Linked DNA regions of Homo sapiens: region 2 is linked to region 1. A link is a loop called in an ENCODE intact Hi-C map of the cell type or tissue named here. Cell type or tissue: GM12878. All regions are shown on one strand.

Region 1 (8,000 bases):
TTATTTAAAGATACCTTCATTTTGGATAAACAGTTAAAAATCAAACAGTAATTTCTAGATAATAAATAAAGTTTTATCAGAGAAAGAGTTACCATGAAATAGTTTATACTTGATAACCCTTCAATAGATGTCACAGAATTAAGAACATTATACAAATGTGTGTCACTAAGAAATAAATTGACTAGTGGGACTTAATTAAAATTAAAAACTTTTATGTAAGAGTCACCGTTAAGATAACCAAAAGATAAGCCACAGACTGGAAGAAAATATTTACAAAATAAATATGATATAGGATTTGTGTTCAAAGTGTATAAAGAACTATTAGAACTAAACAATTAAAAATGAACAATCTAATTAAAAAACAAGCAAAAGATATGAACAGATATCCCAACAAATAAGATAGATCACTAATAACCATATGAAAGGATGCACCATATCCTATGTCATTAGTGAATTGCAAATTTAAAAACTAAAACATCACTACACACCTGTTAGAACGGCTAAAATCCAAAACATTGACAAAACTAAATGGTGGGGAGTGATGAGAAGAGGGAAACCTTACTCATTGCTGGTGGAAATGCAAAGTGACACAGTCACTGTGAAAGAGTTAACATTTTCTTCCAAAACAAACATAGCCCATAGCCTTACCATATGATATGGTTTTCCTCTGTGTCCTCACCCATATCTCACTTTGAATTGTAATAATCCCCATGTGTCAAGGGTGGGACCAGATGGCATTAATTGGATTATGGGGGCAATTTCCCCAAAGCTGTTCTTGTGATAATGAGTGTGTCTCACAAGATCTGATGGTTTTATTAGCATCTGGCATTTCCACTGTTTGCACTCACTTTGTCCTGCCCTCCCATGAAGAAGGTGCCTGCTTCTCCTTTGCCTTCTGCCATGATTGTAAGTTTCCTAAGGCCTCCCCAGCCAGGTGTGACTGTGAGTCAATTAAGCGTCTTTCCTTTATAAATTACCCAGTCTCAGGTATTTCTTCATAGCAGCATGAGAATAAACTAATATACCACATGATTCCGTAATTGGACTCAACTGAGTTGATAAATTATGTCCACCCAAGAATCTCACCTGATGGTTTATTACCATAAATTATAGTTTTATTTATAATAACTAAACCTACAAACAACGAGGATGTCTTTCAGAAGGTGAATAGGTAAACTGTGGTATATTTAAACAAGGGAATATTATTCAGTGATCAAAAGAAGTGAGCTATCAAGCTGGGAAAAAACATGACTGTACCTTAAATGCAAATTGCTTGGGTTAAAGAAGACAGTGTTAAAAGTCTACATACTGTAAGATTTCATTTTTATGACATTGTAAAACAGGTAAAACTATACAGACAGTAAAAAGTTCAGCATCTTCCACAGGTTTTGGGGGATGAGTGGGAGAGAGTTGTATAGGTGAATTATAGGAAACTTTTAGGAAAGTGACACTATTCCTTATGATATGGCAATGGTGGATAAATGACACTGCAATTGTCTCAACCCGTAGAATATTACAGGACAAATATGTACATTGTTGTATGTAAACCGTAAAATTAAAAAAAAATTACGAGGTCAGGTATCCCTGAAAAGAGCACAGGCTGTGGTAAGAGAATCTAACTTTATTACTAATGTATGAAGCCATCTCACTGAAGGGGGTGGGGGAAAAAGTGCTGACCTTATGTTACTAAGAAATTATTACACTTATTACCTGGATAACTTATTAATCTATACACCAAATCCCCATGACACACAATTTACCTAGATAAAAAACCTGTACATGGACCCCTGAACCTAAAATAAAAGTTATAGTAAAAATAATTAATTGAGCTTATAAAACTAATGGCAAAATAAACTGTATATAAAGACTGCATTCTAGTCGGTAAAGTTTTCCATGAGAATACAGGTTAATAGTTCTGATACTGCTCTACTCTTATACTCCTATACTTGAATTGAACAACTAAGTAACTGGAAGTGTTCACAACAAACGAATAAAAACTCCACATTGATAAGGCTATGTGAAAGAGACATAGGGACCAACTGAAGAGCTCCCATTAGCCAAAGCCAAAATAGTTTCAGCAAAACATGAAATAGTATTAGATTATAACACAAGCTATAAAATAAATATCCCTCAGTCCATGCTCATGTAAATAAGCTTAGAAACAAATGAAGAAGACACAAGTCTCACAACATCAGAATTCCAACTAATTTATGTAGGCATATACACTCAAGGAGGGGCAGCCTGCTTCCCCATTCCTTTAGTGAGAGCTGTACTACATAGTGACTTCCTGACAAAGAGAGCAGCTGGCAAGCAGGAAACCAAAACTTGATAAAAAGGATCTCTGTCAGGTTGCTACAGTCAATTTCAACAGTAATAAACTATGTTTAAAGAGTGTAACTCTATGATGTGATTAAAAATGGCTCTTTACCTCTTCATTCCTCTTTCTCAAAACTGAGAAACATGTGAGAGAAAACACTAGACAAATTTCAACAGGGGGCATCCTACAACAACTGATCAATACTCCTTAAAATTGTCTATCATTAAAAACAAAATTCCGAGAAAGTGTCACAGCCAAGAAAATAATGTCTAAGGAGACATGGCAACTAAATATAATCTGGTATCCTTGATTGGCTCTTGGTAGGTAAATACTTTAAAAATCTGGGTAATGTGTGGACTTTAGTAATAATCTATCAACATTGCATCATTAGTTGTATTATATGTACCGCAGTGGATTTTATATGGACCATAATATATAAAATGTTAATAATAGGGAAAACTAGGTGACAGGGTATGTGGGAACTCTGTACCATCTTATCCATTTTTTATTAAAATTATTCTTGGACACAGGAAGGGGAACATCATACACTGGGGCTTGTCATGGGGTGGGGGTAGGGGGCAACGATAGCATTAGGAGATATACGTAATGTAAATGATGAGTTAATGGGTGCAGCACACCAACATGGCACATGCATGCATATGTAACAAACCTGCACGTTGTGCACATGTACCCTAGAACTTAAAGGATAATAATTAAAATAAAATAATTCTAAAAAATAATTTTAGAAAATTTTAAAAAATTAAAAAAATTATTTTTAAATTATTTTAAAACATTTAGTTACATTTCCACTTGTAAAAGGTATCTTTTATTATTTCCTGGATAAATTTCTTGGATAACAGTTGTAATTTTTTTTCTTCAATACTTTGAGATTTTACCTATTGTTGTATGGCATCCAATGTCTGTGAGGAAAAGGAAGCTTTAATTTGTACCATTATTTCTCTCTATATAAAATGTGTTTTTCCTACCCTAACATTCTGGTTGCTTTAAAGGTTTTTCTTGAACTTTATTGTAAGCTATATAGGTACGTGTGATTTTAATGATATTACATGTGATTTTAATGATATTATCTTTTGTTGGTTTGCTGAACTTTTGAGATCTGCAAGTTGATGTTGCATGAATACATTAAGCCATTATTGCTTCAAATACTATTTTATGTTCCCTTGTTTCTTTATTCTTCTTCTGAGACTCAAATTAAATTGATGTTAGAGCATTTGATATTCTGTTATTGTATTAGAGTTTAAGTTCCTGTTCCACTTCTGTTATTCAGATTGTAAAACTTGTGTTTATCTTAGATTTTTTTCTTCTCCATCTGCTGTTAATACTGTCATATCAAATACCGTATTTTTCACATCTATAATTTTTATTTTTTAAATATTTGAATCTCTGCTGAGAAATTTAACTCATTTTGATTATCTTTTCATGTTTTAGTTTTCATTTCTTATTTTCAACATTACTATCATCTTTTGGTCTGTTTCTATTGACTACTTGTTCTCTTTATCTTGTGTTATATTTCTATTGTTTGCATCTTTATTCAGCTATTTCTGATTGATATACTTGACCTTGTATATGATACGTGGTTAAATATTGCATTAGTCTGTCCTCACACTGCTAATAAAGACATACCCACGACTGAGTAACTTATAAATGAAAGAGGTTTAATTTACTCACAGTTCAGCTTGGTTGGGGAGGCCTCAGGAAACTTACAATAATGGTGGAAGGGGAGGCAGGAAGGAGAAGATTGAGAGCTGAGTGAAGGGGGAAGCCACTTTTAAAACCATCAGCTCTTGTGAGAACTTATTCGTTATTACTATTATAGTATGGGGGAAATCACTCCCATGATTCAATTACCTCCCACTAGGTTCCTCCCACTACATGTGGGGATTATGGGAACTACAATTCATGATGAGATTTGGGTGGGATTCCATTTTTATCTTCTCAAAGCTACCATTTTGCTTCTTGTGGACATTTAAATTACAGGTTGATCATTTCTCGAAGTTTGGATTTACATTCCATTATGTCAGATCACTTTTACCTTATTCCAAAGACATAGACTTACTCCTAAAACAAGGCCTTTTAGGAATTCTATCTGAAAGTTCAAGGTGTTTACTTACCCCTCTAACTAACTCAAATTTCTGTCTTTTGTGGTAAACAGCAGTTTTATAGGTGCTGAGTTTTGTCATTTTTTTTGGTTATTGCTCTCCTACTTGGATTACCGCAATACTTGTAAAGTTTAGGAAACACCCAAGGATTTGAGAGTGGTTTGTTTGCCAGTTTTAGAGGTTTCCCTATGGGGATTCTTCTCAAGATTTTCTCCCTCAATTTCAGATGTCTCTAGTAATTCTGATCTCTGTTCTTTTGATATTTAAATTTAGAAAAAGGACTCCAACTCTTTGCTGGAGGTAACACCTTGAGAAGTGCAGACCAGAAGTGGCCTCAGTGGAAAAATTATAGAACAATGCCATTCTTGTTTAAGAGGCCAATTTTCCTTTCACTTTTGCATAGTTATGGTCACCTTTCAGGTTTCGTGTGTGTGTCTGTGTGCGTGTGTGTGTGTGTGTGTGTGTGTGAAATCAAGTTCAATACTAAAGAAAAGGAATAAAAGAATGGCTACTCAATAGGCAGAGCAGCCTCCAGTTATTTTTATAATTTTTTGTAATTTTCTATTTCTACTACATTTTATAATTGTTATATATGGGATGTTTATTTTGATACAAGCCTGTCATCTCTGAAACTATAACTAAGTTTGATAGCCAAAATTTCTATATTTTTCTATTTTTTTTCTCTCTCTTGACTTCTCTCTAATTTTCTCAGTCCTGTATTTTAGCCCACCTATTACTTCTCCCAGTGGGGGTTCATCTGGTTAATTAATCCATTGATTTGTTTTTAAATTTCAGTAATAATATTTCAATTTGTAATAGTTTTAGTTGTTTTTTTCAAATATGATTCCTAACTTTATATTATCTTCTTCTCCTGTAGTACATCCATGTTTTTATTTATTTAAGGAAATATGCTAAAATATGCTTATGTTATATATTGTATGTATTACTTCTAATAACTTTGGTTGTAGCACACCATTTACTATGGTATTTAGTTTCAGCTCATTCCTGTTCATAATGAATTGTTTCCTTATTTGCTACATACAGATTTTTAAAAATCTGAACTTAGACTCTTTGGAATTGTGTGTTTGTGCTCTAGATTCACATGATATTTCCCAGGAAATTTGTATTTGCCAATTCCATGGTCCATATATTTGTCAAGTTCATGGATTACTACCAATTCAGACAAAGTCAATTGAAATTTTTGTAATAGAGATTTTTAGCACATGTAGTAGTATAAATATTAGCCATAGCCCTCATAGAAATCCGAAAGTTTTTTCTTCTTTCTGAAGAAAAGTCAGTTAAACATTCCCCAAATTTCTGCATCCAGAGACAGCTTTTTCCTAGTTCTCCTATTAAAATTGTTGCTTTTCAGTTATTTTGGGTCTGTGTGTGATTCTCTGGTTTATTCCCACCTTGCATGAGGTTCCAGGGATTTTCTCCTATCTCATGCACATGTAAAGATTATTTGTCGCCTCCTTGAAAACAAAACTTCAGTGCTTGTGTTCTTTCATGGATATATGCATTTTTATAATATCTGACCTCCAAAGATCTCCCTCATTTTCTTACCAGACTAATAATATATTCAGTTAATTTACACACACACACACACACACACACACACACAGATATGTTAACAAATACCTAATGTTCTCTATACTAGAAAAATTCCTGCAATAATTTTCCTTTCTAATTTTTGCCCAAAATGGAAAACCTAAAAAATGTAGATTTATAAAATGTTTTAATTTCTATGAGACATTGTCAGTATAGAAATGATACTAACTTATTTTGAAAATGTTAATTTACATTTAAATTAATGTATTTTTTTCAATAAATGCTTATTGAGACCCTCTTATTGCAAGGCACTGTCTTGTGGCTGAGGTAAACATGCTTACTGTCTGATAGGTAAACAGGGCTTACTGCCTGATAGGTAATAGCTATTAAAGCAATTACACAAAAAAGTATTTGAATATAATTGTGATAAATATGCAAAAGGTAAGGTATAGGGAAATAAAGGAACTGAATTGAGTTAAGAACATAAAGGGCCATTTAAACTGAGATGCAGAAGTGATTAGGGGTTAGCCAGTCAAATAAGGAGGAAGTTATAATTTATTTAGAAGAAACAGTGCTTGTAAAGCCATTGAGTTTAGTAGAAAGTGAACAAGTTTAAGACACTGAAATACAGGAAAATTGGTGGGAGATGAGAATAAAATGATAGCTAAGAGCGAGATTATTGATTTGTTGATACTGTTGATTTTAATTGTATTAAACTTTAACCTTCCTCCATATAATCATGTATTTATTCATTCAGTCAGCCATTGATTTAGTAATTCATTATTTACTTGGCTTTACTAAGTATCGGGTACCACTATAGGAAATGAAATTACAGTGCTTAACAAGACTGAGGGAGTCTCTGCCATATGTGAAATGAGTATTGGGGGACCCTAGACTACACATGTTAACAAATAAGTATGATAGATATCAATTGTAATTCTCCTTCTGGTCCCAATCATTTTGCCTATCAGAATAATAATTCTGAGAAAACGCTTACACCAAAATTTTCTGTAACTATGGACTTATTCCATAAATGCAAGATTATATAGAGACTTGAATTATATGATCATAGCCAGTGTTGGTATATTCTAGTACAGTTGTACCAGTAATTTATGGCTGGCCTTATTTCTGATTGGTATATATCTATGCTATACTATATTTTAAATATTCTGGATATGTTTAGTGTTCTTGCTGCAAGATGAATGTTATATTTTAGTAGATTTATTTAAAGTCCATTGTAGTGGTCCACAGGAGAAATGATGGAGTTTGGATTTGGAGCTGGTTATATATGCATGGAAGGTGAGCAGATTAAGCCCTATTTAAGAGAGAGAATCAATAGAACTTGATGACATTAAACAGAAATGGATGTGAACTATAGACCTCTTTTAAGATACCACCTGGTTTCTGGCTTATACAACTTTATGTATGTTTAAAATAAGGTAAAAATTAGGCCATAAGAAGAAGACAAGAAGATACTCCACATGTGTTTTTTTTCACAATATATGTTAAATAGAATTGTCTTTTACTAACCTAAAGGTAATACCACACAAGGTTTTCCACTGCTCCATGCTGTGAGTGTTGTAGGTTGAAAGTTAAAAAAAAAATAGGAGGTTTGAATAAGTCTCCAAAATTTCACGTGTTAGAAACTTAATCCCAAAATTAATATGTTGATAGTATTTGGAGGTGGGGCCTTTGGGAGGTAATTATGATTAGATAAAGTCATCAGGTTATGGCCTCGTGATGGGACTAGTGGCTTTATAAGAAAAAGGAGAGAGACCTGAGCTGGCATACTCTTTCCCTCTTACCATGTGAGGCCCTCCACCATGTATGTTATATTCCAGCAAGAAAGCCCTCACCAGATGCAGGCCCTTGATGCTGGACTTCTCAGCCTCCAGAACTATAAGAAATAAATTTATTTTCTTTGTACATTATTCGGTTTGTGGTACTCTGTTACAGTGACAGAAAGCAGACTAAAACAATTATATTAAGGACACAGGAGCACAGTTGTTTCG
Region 2 (8,000 bases), 400 kb after region 1:
TGCTGACATTACCCATGAAATAGGATAGAGATATTTGACTTAGATTAGTTATAGATGTATATTGCAAACTCTAGATCAACAACTAAAAAATTGTTTCAAAGAGGCGTAATTAATATGTTGAGAAAGGAGAAACTATATAGTGATAAAGTCATCAATTTTCCAAGAAGATTCAACCATCTTAAAGCTCTAAACACTTAACGACAGAGCAAATACATGAACAAATACATGAGACAATGGAATCATATAAAATGGTCAATTAAAATCAAAGAATGCAGAAAAAGAGAAGACAAAAATAGAAACAAAGAACAAGCACATAAATAGAAAACAGTTACAAACATAGTAGATATTGGCCCAAGTATATCAATAATCACTTCAAATGTGAATGTTCTATGTGCACTGATTAAAAGACAGAGTAATTGTTTTTAAAGGCCCTAATTCTTTGTTTTCTACAAGAAGTCTGCTTTAGACATGTAGACATATATGGTTTAAAGAGATAAAAAAGGATGTATCGCACTAACAGTAGTCAAAGGGAAACTGTAGTAGCAAAATGACTTGCAGACAAATCAAATGCCACATCAAGGAAGATGGTTGCAGATAAAGGAGAGGATTACATAGTGATAAAGTTATCAATTTTCCAAGAAGATTTAACAGTCTTAAAGCTCTAAGCACTTAACAAGAGAGCAAATATTAAAATTCATGAGACAAAGACTAGCAGAACTCAAAAGAGAAACAGGAAAATCCACTGTTACAGCTGGAGAATTTAACCCTCTGTCTAAATAATAGATCAGGCAGACAGAAGTCAGAAAGGATGTGTACGATATGAACAGCACTATTAATCAACTAGATCTGTTGATATTTATAGAATACTGTATCCAATATCAGCAGAACACACATTCTTCTTGAGTTCACATTAACATTCCTCAAGATAGACCACATCCTGGTCCATAAAACACACCTCAACAAGTTTAAAACAATAGAAATCCTACAGTGTCTGCTCCCAAACCACAATGGAATTAAACTGGAAAACAATCACGGAAAGATAGCTGGAAAATCCCAAACTATTAATACTTGAATATTCAATAACACACTTCTAACACATGGGTCAAAGAAATCTCAAGATAAATTTGTAACTATTTGGACTAAATAAAAATGAACATAAAACATCAATATTTGTGAGATGCAGCAAAAGCAGTGCTTAGAGGGAAATGTATAGCATCCACTGCATGCATTGGAAAAGAAGAAAGGTTTAAAATCAATAGCCTACCCCTCCATTTTTGGAATGTAGAGAATGTATATTTGAAGTATATTTGAAGTTGCAGCCCAAATGGAAATTCAAGCAGAATCAATGAAATTAAAGAGTGAAAAACAATAGAGAAAATCAATGAAACCTAATGTTGCTCTATGAAAAGATAAATAAAATTTTTAAACCTTTAGTGACACTAACAAAAGCCAGAGAGAAGACATGCATTACAATATTAGAAATCAAAGAGGAACCATTACCACTGATCTTGTAGACATTAAAAAGCTAATGAAGGGGCAGGGTGCAGTGGCTCAGGCCTATAAACCCAGCACTTTGGGAGGCCAAGGCAAGCGGATCACCTGAGGTCAGGAGTTTGAGACCAACCTGGTCAATACGGTGAAACCCTGTCTCTACTAAAAATACAAAAATTAGCTGGGTGAGGTGGCACATGCCTGTAGTCCTAGCTGAGTCAGAAGAATCTCTTGAGCCTGGGAGGTGGAGGTTGCAGTGAGCCAAGATCGTGCCACTGCACTCCAGCCTGGGCTACAGAGTAAGACTCCGTCTAAAAAAAAAAAAAAAGAAAAACTACTGAAGGAAAATGATGACCTATGGACCAATAACATTACAGAATAGGGAATCTGAATCATAATTGAAATAAAGAAGTGGCCATAACTAGAAATCCTTAACTTGGATTTGTTTATGCTATCCTAGGAGACTTTTGAGTTGACCCTGATTAGGGAATGATTTATTTTTATAAGGGATAGGTTTGGTTAGGTGAAAGCATCTTTCCACCTACCTTCCCTTCTCTCTCTCCCCCAACATCTCTCTCTAAAGGTACTTTAATCATTATAATTTATTTTTTAACTATCCAACAAAACTCTATAATTTATTAATTTATGTGGTCTCTTGTTTTAGTATTTCCTCCCCTGCCTGAATGTAAACTCCACAGTGGCAAGTATCTTGATCTGTACTGTTCATGGTTGTATCCTCAGCAACTACATTATTACTGGAACCCAGTACGAAATGTATAGATCTGTGCTAAATGAATTTCAGCTGCTGAGGAGTATATGTTGTAGATCTATGCCATTGCTCCTGTCACCTGATGCGAATACCCTTTTCACCTGTGAGGAATTAGCACCTGAGGTAGCAAAGCCTACTAACCACCAGGGCAGCGTCAGTCAAAATGTTCACTCCCCCTCTTCCCCTGTAGGGAAGATATGGGAACATGTTCTAGGCTGTAGTCATCAATAGGCCAACCTCAGTCTTTGAAACAGAAGCTAGAGGTGCAGGGAGGCATAAATGTACCAAATCCGTTCTGTCAAGGATGGCGGCAGTAGAAGAAGGTAGTGCTGGTTTCTGTAGACAGCAAGGACAGCAGCTCTCTTTCAGCACTCCACCCTGCGCATTGTTGATGCCTATGATATCATTCCTAAGGTGTGTTCTTGAAACCAGTTTATAGTATACCTGCAGGTGCGGTTCCTGACTCCTTGTGCTCCAAGACCAGGTAGGTCTCCAGGCCTCTCAGAGATTTTATGAGCTATGAAGTATTCTTTTAAATAAATATTAATTGTCTAAATTGGCTAAAGTTGTTTTCTGTTGCTTACATTCAAGCATCTCAAGATGCAATAAAACTTTCAGCAGCACACCACATTAAGTATCCAGATCAAAGCCACAAGCAATTTTCAAATGTTTTAGCCAATGTTCTCTCTACCCCTCAATAATACACATAAGAATTATAGAACTCTGGCCGGGTGCAGTGGCTCGCTCTTGTAATCCCAGTACTTTGGGAGGCCAAGGCAGGTGGATTACTGGAGGTCAGGAGTTCAAGACCAGCCTGGCCAACATGGTGAAACCCCATCTCTACTAAAAATACAAAATTAGCTGGGCATGGTAGTATGCGCCTGTAGTCCCAGCTACTCAGGAGGCTGAGGCAGGAGAATCACTTGAACCCCAGGAGGTGGAGGTTATAGTGAGCCGAGATTGTGCCATTGCACTCCAGCCTGGGCAAAAAGAGCACAACTCCATCTTAAAAAAAAAAAAAAATTATAGAACCCTGAAAAGTTTGTGGCCTAATCAGAACAGCAGCACAATAACTTTAATTTCATTGATTTGATGGGAATTGAATTGAATAGAATTATGACAGAATAAGATATTATTTTTATTTAATGAATTAAATGGATTTAAAATTTCTTTAGTCATTTCTTACCAGAGTGTTACAGGAGATTCAGTGCAAATAATGTGTATACGAACAAGGGCAGCATGGTCTTTGAATGACTTGAGGATTTTTAAGACTGACTTTTTTGTGTTTTTTTCCTCTCCTTACCTAGAACACCACTCTGAAATATATCATGCAGTCAATGCAAAACTATGTTAAAGGGAAGTCAGTTAGGATGGTTTTCATTTTCTACTTGATTTTATCGGAAGAGGCTTAGTCCAAAATACATACATACATAATATTAAATGCCAAGTCACTAAAGAAGAAAGCTTGGGTTAGCACCACTTGATCATAGCTTAGAACCATCCTATGCTAAAGAATTTCCCATATGAATAATGTAAGCAATTTCAAAGGCCATGTTGCTTTTCTTTGCCTTTTCGTATTTTCCATCAAATTAATTTAGAACATGCAAATATCCCTTTCATAACTTAATGTGCTACAGTAAACTGCAGAACAATTTTTGGGAAAAGGAGGTGGTTTGGATTGAACAGATTCCATGAATTTCTGTGCTAATTTAGCCTGACAGCTCAATGATTGTTCTATACACAAAGTTAAAACAGCAGAAACAAAGAGCTTAGCAGCAGGCACTCGAGAAGTTCTCTACTGCTCTCTGCTGGTTGCTATGTGATAGCCTTTAATTCTGTAGGCTTTTATCTTTAGGTGGGAAAAAAAGCTAATGTTGGGCAAAAGGTTTGCTTTCTATATCATAATTCACGTATGTACTTTAGATAATAGGAAGGTATCAATAATACATACAGAACACGTTTAAAATGCAGGCTATTGTTTTGAGATTTCTGCATTGCCAACAATGGCAACTGAAGAGATACTTATTTTCCAGCATTATGTTTTGGAAGGATAATTAGGATAATATATTCCCTCTTTATAATTTGCAGAAAATTTTCTTTTGCTTCTTCTATGTTTGAAAGTAAGTCAATTTGTTTACTTCTGAGTAATTATTGACCTACTATGCCTGGCATTCCAATGGACTGTTCTTCATCAAATAACTAGATTTTTATTACTTGTTATCCTCAAATGACTTAGAAGGCTTTCCCAGCAGGAGAAGGAGGAAAAAAGATAAAAGATGAGAAATGAGCTTACAATCTACTAGGATTTCTTGATGAGGTGAAATAGAAACATAGGCTTTATCGATGAGAGATATATCAAATGAGGTCTATGAGTGTTTTCTGAATTCTGTCTAGCAAAGGGCTCTTTTTATAATGGTGACATGCCATCAAAAATGGCATCTAAAAATTAAGGAAAATAATTACCTCTCTCTCTTCTCTCTTACCTCTCTCTTTCTCATATCTCTCTTTCTTTTTTTTCTCTCTCTCTCCTGTCTCTTTTTCTGTCCTAATTCCTAATAATGGAAAAGAGTAAAACTATAAGCCAAAGGTAAAAAAAAAAAAAAAAGTAAAGAAGTATCAGAAAAAACTGTAATTTGAATCATGTGCTTATTAGCTAATGCTTACAAAAATCAAGCACACACATCACAGAAAATAAACTGTGAGAATTCTGCTAAGTAGTGATTTTAAGATCAATATTTTGGGAGAGCCAGGTAATTAACTGTACCGTGGAAGGGCTCTGGAGCGGACCTAGACAGACTTTGAGTACTATTCTATGTGTGATAAGGTGATGTCATGAGAAGGGGCTGGAGATAAAGATGGAAGTGAACGTATGGGTGGAATTAGCCATCCTGCTTAGGAGAAAAAGAGGAAAAGCAGAGTGGAGGGTGCAGCCTCTCAACCGCCATTTATCAGCATGACACTCATGTCCTATAAAGTTGCTGAGATGGAGAATAGGATAAATGTGAGTCTCTGTCTCTCTTCAGAGAAAATTCATATTAATCAGGATCAATCAGACCAATAGAAATAATCCTGGTATGTTAAAAAGGAAGGAATTTGATGGAGAAGTCGATGTTTGCAAAACCATTAGAATGACTGGGCAATAGAGACCCCTGATGCCAAGAACTAGCCTTCAGGAAACCAGAAAGAACTGGAATCACAGGAGTCTGCCGGGGTGCCTGTTGCTAGCTACCTGGACTACCAAAGTGAGTGGTTCTCAGTAGGATGCCACCTCTTTACATATTAAATAGCCAACAAATCTTCCTACATGTCTTTGGGCCTCAAAACCCATTTATGGAGATGTTTCATATTTATACGTAGTCCTATCTGTCATTAGTCTTTATGGCTTCTGGATTTAGTGTCTTATTTAGGGAGGAATTTTCTAATGCAATATGGCAAAGATACATTTTATGTTCTAATATTTTCTGTCTAATAAATGGTTTCATTTTTAAGTTTAATTCATCTGATATTTATTTACATATTATCATTCCAGATTGAACTGCAGAATCAACCTGTAAAATTTCATTTCAAATATCCCTTAGAGATTTTGATTGTGGTTAGATTGAATATATGGATTAATTTTAAAGGAAATTTGCTCTTTGTAATATGGAAACTTTTCTCTCTTTTTTTTTCAAAGGTTGATATGTCTCTGTTTTAATTTTTGTGGGTACATAGTAGATGTATATATTTGTGTGATACATTGGATGTTTGGATATAGGTATAAAATATGAAATAAGCACTTCATGGAGAATGGGGTACCCATCAAGGATTTATCCTTTGAGTTACAAACAATCCAATTATGCTCTTTATTTTAAAATATACAATTCAGTTATTATTAACTAGCCACCCTGTTGTGTTCCTAATGAAAAGCTTCAATACTGTTTACAATGTTAAAACTTTCACTCAGAAACAGTGTTTCTTGTTCTTAAATTACTTTTTTAATCTATCAGTAAAATGTTATAGCTTTCTTTCTTTAAACTGTATTCTTTTCTTCCTAGGTTTAATCCTAGATATTTTGTGTATTTTGAGAAAGGAATCTTATTTCTTTTATTTTTACAAAATTGCGATCACTAATACATTGAGAATCATTAATTTCTGTATGTTATTCTGGCATCCAGTCACACTCAAACTCATCTATAATTTTTCATTATTTTTCTATTGATTGTCATGCCTTTTTAAGTCTAAATATAGAGACTTTTTTTCTCTTCCTCCTCTACTATTTTTTATTTCTGATTGTATTGGAAACCTGTCATTATTATTATTTTTGCTGCTGTTTTCTAACATATGTCATTAAGAAAGTATCCATTATCCCAAGTCTAACAGTTTTCAACAGAAACAGTTGTAAATTACAAATTATTTTTGAATCTATTGAAAGGATTTATTAGTGTTTTGTCTTCTTTACTCTAAAGCCAGCAAATCATTTTAGTGGCTTCTCTTGAATGATTTGCACATTCTGTCATGGATCTTCAATAGCAGCTAGTGGTTCTGGTTATTTTGTAGACCCTTCTTTTGTGCTGTTGAGTTTCCTTACATTATTTAGAGCTTAACAATATTGTTATTATTACTGTTAATTATTTTGTTCTATTTATGTCACACAGCAGAATTTCTTTCTTCTTTCGTTTCTGTTTTTTTTTTTTTTTTGAGACAGTCTCTCTCTGTCACCCAGGCGGATGCTGGCCCCAGGCTTCTTATATACTCTATAGAACCATGAGTCAAAATAAGCCTCTGTATAAATTACCCAGTGCCAGTGTTCCTTTTTAGCAACACAAAGGGAACTAAAAGAAGGGGGGAATACTGTATATGGATTCCTCCAAGAAGTGCAGACTCAGGCCAAATTTAGTTACCCATTCTCAGTGTTTCTGTTGCATGCCAGGCTTATCTCTGCCATGACACTCACCACATCCTGTTTTAATTGTTGAGTCCTTTGCTCTATCCCCCTTGGAAGATAAGCTTTTTTGAGGCTGGTGATTGTGTTTAGTTGTCTTGGTCCTCCTCGAAGGAAGCCTTATTTGCAGAACTGATACTTCCCTGAGGAAGAAGGAATTCCATTAGTGGATAATAGCTTCATCTCCTCCCCAAGTGTCTCTGTCTTATCCATGGTAATTGCCTGCTATATAAATTTTGGACTCGCCTAGGCAACTCTCACAATCATGTAAGCCAATTTCTTTCAATATCTATCAATCTCTCTGTGTCTCTCTCTCTCTATGTTTGTCTGTCTATCTATCTATCTATCTATCTATCTATCTATCTATCTATCTATCATTGTTCTATATCTCTATTTCTATTTCTCTACCCATCTGTCTTAATCTATTTAGGCTACTATAACAAAATACCATAAACTAGGTATCTTATAAACAACAGAACTTTATTTCTCATAGTTCTGGAGGCTGGACTATCTAAGATCAAGGAGTCAACAGATTTGGCATCTGGTGAAGGTTTGCTTCCTAGTTCACAGATGGAACCTTCTCTCTGTGTGACCTCATATGGTAGAAGGGGAAAAGGAGCTTCTGCAGTATTTTTTATAAGAATACTAACCCCAATCATGATGATTCTGCCCTCATGACCGTATCACTTCCCAATGATGCACCTCCTAATACCATGACATTGATGATTAGATTGCAACATGTATATTTGTGAGGGACATAAACATTCAGACCCTAGCTCCATTCATCTACTTATCCATCTTCCACATATCTACACATCT

The links. A loop is a pair of places that touch in the nucleus more often than their neighbours do. Peaks named below come from ENCODE experiments on the same cell type or tissue, not always from the same donor. Only the 100,000 strongest peaks of a DNase experiment are listed, where the experiment ranks them.
Region 2: it touches region 1 in a loop (4-fold over the local background); 4 of 110 quality-filtered maps call a loop at or near these places.

What each region holds. Positions count from the first base shown.
Region 1 is chr10:9,738,125-9,746,124 of GRCh38, reverse strand. The region is part of intron 3 of LINC02663 (long intergenic non-protein coding RNA 2663); the gene reads left to right. Among named protein-coding and RNA genes, the nearest start is that of LINC02663, 140 kb to the left of the region's middle. In GM12878, no CTCF peak of the experiment used is centred here; no DNase peak of the experiment used is centred here.
Region 2 is chr10:9,339,114-9,347,113 of GRCh38, reverse strand. No RefSeq gene overlaps it. Among named protein-coding and RNA genes, the nearest start is that of LINC00709, 68 kb to the right of the region's middle. RefSeq lists an enhancer at 3,740-4,256. In GM12878, a CTCF peak has its summit at 4,056 (motif pointing left); no DNase peak of the experiment used is centred here.